2 separate regions of the Homo sapiens genome follow, and region 2 is linked to region 1. The links are chromatin contacts, found by Hi-C or POLR2A ChIA-PET in ENCODE. All regions are on one chromosome and are shown on one strand. Each heading gives the region's core, a stretch centred on a gene start or an enhancer-like site at or near the end of the contact. The rest is flanking DNA. Distances are from core to core; before and after follow the strand shown.

Region 1 (2,891 bases), core at 192-2,691:
AAAGCCTGGCAGTCTGCCTCTAACACTCTGAATGATGCTTCCCGAAGTAACACTCCTGCAATCCAATCTCCTGTACCGCGGTGCATGAGCAAAGAGAGAGAGAGTTCTTAACCCTCAATGTGAAGGCCAAGATGCCTGTAAAATCCTTTATTCACATCCCAAGTATCTGTCAAGGGCCTTGTGAAAAAGAAACAGCAATGAAGATGTCACACGCAGCACCCAGCCTCAGCTGCGCAACAATTAAAAGGTGGAAGTTCAGGCAGATGCAATTCACATACAAAGTTCTGGAAGCACATTCAGAAAAATGAAAGACATTCAGTAATGAAGGGAAGTACTGACAGGGAAAGGGAAGCTGTCGATTAGTTAAGAAGTCTGTATTAATAACTATCAAGAAGAAATCAAAAGATGTCCCCAAGACCATTTATGAATATTTGCATTATAAGAAATACTATAGTTCTACAACTTTCCACAATTCAGCTAAGGGGGACTTTATTGCCTGGTAGAGTAGCTTTCTCCTCAAAGCCCAGAACACGCAGAAGCATGTGACCATGTGTTCACTGCAGTGACTCTGGACCTTGCAAAAGTATACAACAGTGTATATACCACAACTCAGTATTTTTCCAGAGACTGGTGTCCCCATGGCCATCCCATGACAAATTTAGGATTCTTGAGGACAATTATTTCTAACAGAGTGAATTAGATCTGGATTAATAGTGATTTTTTTTAATGAAGGGGGAAAAATATCTAACATAAAAAGAATGTAGGCATTTGTTCATTCTGGTTGAATGAGAACATGAGTATTTGTTATATTATCTTTTGTGCTTATGTATGCTTCTAATACTTCATAATTTTAAAAAGAAAGGAATACAACTTGCCTCTGCCCTCACCCGTATCTCTGCACCTTTTCCACTGATCTGCCTGGCAAACCCCACAAACCCAGTCTCAGCCTCAGGCTCTCTTCTGACCCACTCCTCCTGGGCACACGGACCAACACCAAGCACACCTCAGCAACAGGCAGCCCCGCGCTGAATACTAACAGGCTGTTGGGATGATTGTCTCCTCCGAGCTGTGGGGTCCCTAAGAGCAGGCTGTGTCTTTTCATGTTGAACCACCAGAACCCAGCCCACTGCCTGGTAGAGAAGCATGCTGACACATGGACGGGTGGGTTCTGACATCCTACTGTACCTTGACTCTTCTCCTACTTACCAGCTGGGTGACCCTGGGTCAATTATTTCTTAAAACCTCAGCTTCCCATGTGTTAGACTGGAATGATAATAATGCCCTGAGAGGGCTGCTATGGGCTTAGTAATAATTTTTAGATAAAACATCCAAATGGTGCCTGGCACATGGAAGCTGTTCAATACACACAGGGGCTGAATTCTGACCAATCTCGTAGCTTCTTTGCTGATCACTGTCCATTTCCTTGTCTCTCCAGACAGAAGATGTGGTTTTAATTCCTTTCTGCTCTCCTGGGCTGTCCTGGTAGGCTGCTCCCACAGGGGGCTGAGCTACAGGCAATCACAAAGAGAAAGAAAAATAAATAAAACCGTAAGACCTGAAACTTAGCCAAGCAACTGAGAAGAACACAAAGATACAACAGGGAAAATAAAAACACTGGGGAGGCAAAATGCAATTTATAAGATAAAATTAATCTATCGAGCTGCCATAACAGGACATAAAAAGCATAAATATACTGCAGCTTGTCTGAAATGGTTTAAGTCCAGGCTCTCAAAAAGCTGAGTGAGAAAATGAATTCTATCAATTCGTGCCCATTTTTCCCAAGAAGAGAGAGGCCCTAGGGTCTCCTGGGCAACTGTTTGAGGTAGCACCTGGAGTTGAGGCACTCTGGTGTCTCAGCAAAAAATAAAAACAGTATTGAGTGCAAATGGCAAGCTAGGAGCCAGCATGGTGGCTCATGCCTATAATCCCAGCACTTCGGGAGGCCGAGGCAGGGGGGCCACTTGAGGCCAGGAGTTCAAGACCAGCCTGGGCAATATAGCAAGACCCCCATCTCTACAAAATATAAAAAATTTAAATTTGAATTTTAAAAAATGGCAAGCTATGGGCAAAGTGCCAGGGCCTCTGTTGAGCTGAGTTACCTTTGCCATAAAATCTTTCCTCCATGAAGGTCCCCACAACCCTGTATTGATTTAGTTAACTGCCACCTCCCCAAGCCCACACCAGATGGGGAGTTCTCAGAAGGCAGAGACTGCATCTGATTTATTTCTCTCCTACCCCCAGTGCATGAGGCTGGAAACATAGCAGGTGCTCAGGGAATGTTCACTGAATGAATGAAAAGATGTCTGGATGATGGTTGAATGGATTAGAAGAAGGTAGATAAGGAGGTGGTAAGGGAAGAGCAATTCTGCCAAAGGTCTTCTTATCTGGAAACCTCAACTATGGTAAACCCAAAAGAAAACTTAAAATTAAATGGAACATACCTTTGGCTATGGATCTTCATAAAATCCATACAAGAAGTATCACATACTAGGCTTTGTGAAACAGTAAAGAACATGGACTTTGAAATTAGGCAGGCTGATTCCCACCTAGCTAGAAAAGTTAGTCACAGTGTGACTGTAGCCAAGTCACTTTATCTCTGAAACTGCTGCCTTAACTATAAGATGGTAGTAATTTCTGTATCTGCCTCAAAGGACTGTTGAGAGAACCCAATTAGATCATGTACTTAGAGTGTATAGCAAGACTCAGTAAATAATAGGTGCTTGTTTTATTAATACCACAGTATGTCCAAGACTCCAGAGTCATCTCCAATCCCTGACCCACTCTGGAAATCCTCTAATCTGATGCAACCTCCTGCCCTGGTACTCATTTCCTTCGTTGGCAAGTCCCAAAGAGCATCAATATCCTCTCTGAACATTCATCTCTCCCCATCA
Region 2 (2,984 bases), core at 227-2,726, 89 kb after region 1:
CTCATCTCTCACGGGAAACCATCACCCTCTCCATCTCCACTCAGTAGCCTCACTTTCAGTTCTCTCCCGAAGCCAGACTGTTTCATGCCTCTACACCTTTGCTCGTGCTATTCCTTCTACCTAAAATGCCCTTCCCCACCCTACCCCCGCCTCACCCCCACCTCTACCTGACAAACACCCATTCATCCTGCCAAAGCTAATTAAGCTCCCCTCCAGGAAGCTTTGCTACCTGCACCCCTAGTGCCCCACTCAGGAACAGCTGAACACATCCCTCTCTGGGCTGTGTTATCAAATAACACAATATAATTACCAAATTATCCCATATCAACTGCCCCTTGGCCATGGCAAGTAATTCCATCTCTCTGAGCCTGTGCCTCCTCAGCTACAAAATAGGGGTGACTTGTGATTGTGGACCAGAGACAAGCTATTTAAAACAATCTTGCACTGCTCCTGGAATATGGTGGAACTCAACAAATGACAGTTGTTATAATTATTACTTTTTTTTTTTAACATGTAACAATTAGCATTTTGTCAGAAGACCCTCAGAATAGCCTTTCTGCAGCTAAACCAAGAAAGCAACTTAGTTTGGGAGAAAGAAGAAAGATTTTGCAGTCAGACAGAGCTGCCCTAGTGAAGCACAGCTTCCTGGGATGAAGGTAAAGAGGGAGACAAAGGTAACTAAAGCACCTAGCAATGCACTAGGAGACAAGGTGCCAGGCAGCACCAGTGCAATGCCCCAGAAAACCTGGAAAGAGGTGTAAGATTGCCCTCTAGGGGCTCAACTTTGAAATCGTCACATAATCAATGGGAGAGGTAGTCACCGAACTATATACACTTAAAATTGAAGCACTGTGTTGTATGTAATTTATACACCAATAAAACTGAATTTTTTTTTTTTTTTAGTTACCTTAAAGCAAGTTCTACATAGAGAAAAGAAAAAGTAGGCAGGCCTGGTGGGGACTCCTGTGGCCAAGCTGGAGCACCAAGCCCATCTAAGGGGAGGGGTAGCCTCAATCCAGCAAGATGATACCCAGGGCTGCCAATCTCCTAGGTTTTAAACAGAAGGTGGAAATCCAGACTTCTGCATGAAATTCAATTTTTTACATACTGGCAACTAATTCACACTTTAAAAAATACTGTAAGCCAAACAGATCATATCTGTTGGCATATTTGATCTGCAGGACTTCCCAGTATTAACTGCCTTAAAGACACAGAGCAGCTCAAAGGCCAGATTGAAGACAATAAAGTAGCTAAAGCATGCACCTTTAAAAAGGGTGGTGGGAGCCCAGAAAGATATTGGCAGAGTCCATCCACGTGAGGGGTCCCTGGGCCCTAAAGATTCAATACCTTGCCCTGCCCAACAGTGAGTCAATCTGTGTCGCAGATCTGGATCCGTCTCACCAGGGCAAAACCAAGGACTCTGGCTCCAGTTTTCTGCTAACCATCTGACCTTGACTTAGCTTCCTAGGCAGGCCTGCCTTCAGGGAGGGAACACGCTGATCCTACACACCCAGGAAGGTTTCACCACAAAGAGGGCCACACCCTGAGCAAAAATCCAGAGCTGGCATCTGACTGCTGCACTGATCTCTGGGAGTGCGCCTGGGACACAGCTATCCCTGAGAGACAGCTGCATTCATAGGACTGACATGTTGGGTTTTGGTGCCTCTCCAGTCAGACCTATGGGAAATCCCAGGAAGATGCCGCCTTTAGCAAAGCTCTGATCCGACATCCATGGAGACTCTACCACCTAGAACACAGTAAGTACTTGATACACGTTAACCCTTCCCAAAGTCCCCCTTCCAAAAAAAGATGAGCAATTAAGCTTCTGTGGCACATGCTAACAGGACCACTCTCCTCTAGGATCACCTTAAAATGTGCCAGGCTCTGTACCTTTACGTGCTGTTCTCTCTGCTAGGCAAAGCGTCCTCACCCAACTCGCAGGACTCCTTGTCTGACAAGCCCTCCCCATTCCACGCCCAGGCAGAGCTGATCACACCTTGCTTTTGTCACAGCACGGAACCCTGGGCTCACCTCTATCACGGCATCAATCACGACATATATTTTTTTTAACATCTATCCCCTCCCACACTGAGAGCACCATAGAAGCAGGACAACGTTCAGCCCTGCATTCCCAGCACGCATTCCCAAGGCCACACTCAGTAGTTGGTTAAGGAATGAATCTATACTTCCTCTAATTCAAGCTTTAATTCATACACCCAACCACATCCTAGACTCTACTCACTGAAGCTCACAGGCCCTCAAACCCAACATGTGCCAACTGAAGGTATCATCTTCCCTCTCCCTCCACCCAAAAACATTTCCTCTTTTTCCTTTTCCCCCAACAAAATTCAATAAATTGCACCACCCCACAGCTGCTCATGTTCAAAACCTGGGCAAGGGCCAGGCACAGTGGCTCATGTCTGTAATCCCAGCACTTTGAGAGGCCGGCAAATCACCTGAGGTCAGGTGTTCAAGACCAGCCTGGCCAACATGGTGAAACGCTGTCTCCACTAAAAATACAAAAATTAGCCAGGCTTTTTTGGTGGCGGGCAACTGTAATCCCAGCTGCTCAGGAGGCTGAGGTAAGAGAATCACCTGAACCTGGGAAGCTGAGGTTGCAGTAAGCCAAGATCACGCCACTGCACTCTAGCCTGGAGGACAGAGTTAAGACTCCATCTAAAAAAAAAAAAAAAAAAAAAAAAAATGCCTGGGCAAGGGTGTGTCACTGTAGCTTTTCCCCTTATCCCCCAGATCCAGTCAGTCACCAAGCCCTTCAAGCCCATCACATCCACTCTACCTTCTAGCCTGTTCTCCTCCATTCCCAGCTCTGTCACCTCCACTTTGGTCACCATCAGCTCTTTCCTGGATTTCTGCATCAGCCTGAGAACCAGTCTTCTACCCAGCCCCAGTGTCAATCCATTCCCCAAGGGCAGGCAGAAAGACCTTTCTAAATTTAAATCTGATCTTGTCATTCCCTGAAGCCC

What was found. A loop is a pair of places that touch in the nucleus more often than their neighbours do. ChIA-PET counts read pairs that join two places held with the same protein, here RNA polymerase II (POLR2A). Pooled maps may share reads with other maps.
Region 2: POLR2A ChIA-PET joins it to region 1 with 16 read pairs in A549. The contact joins two enhancer-like sites. A Hi-C loop is called at or near these places in 1 of 168 maps with a recorded cell type or tissue (mammary epithelial cell) and 1 of 50 pooled maps. POLR2A ChIA-PET finds 5 or more read pairs at or near these places in 2 of 52 experiments (A549 and PC-9).

What each region holds. Positions count from the first base shown.
Region 1 is chr9:120,442,235-120,445,125 of GRCh38, forward strand. CDK5RAP2 (CDK5 regulatory subunit associated protein 2) reads right to left here. Exons shown (of 38, transcript NM_018249.6): 23 at 1,386-1,508. Among named protein-coding and RNA genes, the nearest start is that of CDK5RAP2, 140 kb to the right of the region's middle. Within about 2 kb of position 1,442, at least 3 of the 41 ENCODE cell types and tissues checked have a DNase peak (open chromatin) inside an H3K27ac peak, as active enhancers do.
Region 2 is chr9:120,531,120-120,534,103 of GRCh38, forward strand. All of the region lies in intron 7 of CDK5RAP2 (CDK5 regulatory subunit associated protein 2), which reads right to left. Among named protein-coding and RNA genes, the nearest start is that of CDK5RAP2, 48 kb to the right of the region's middle. Within about 2 kb of position 1,477, at least 11 of the 41 ENCODE cell types and tissues checked have a DNase peak (open chromatin) inside an H3K27ac peak, as active enhancers do.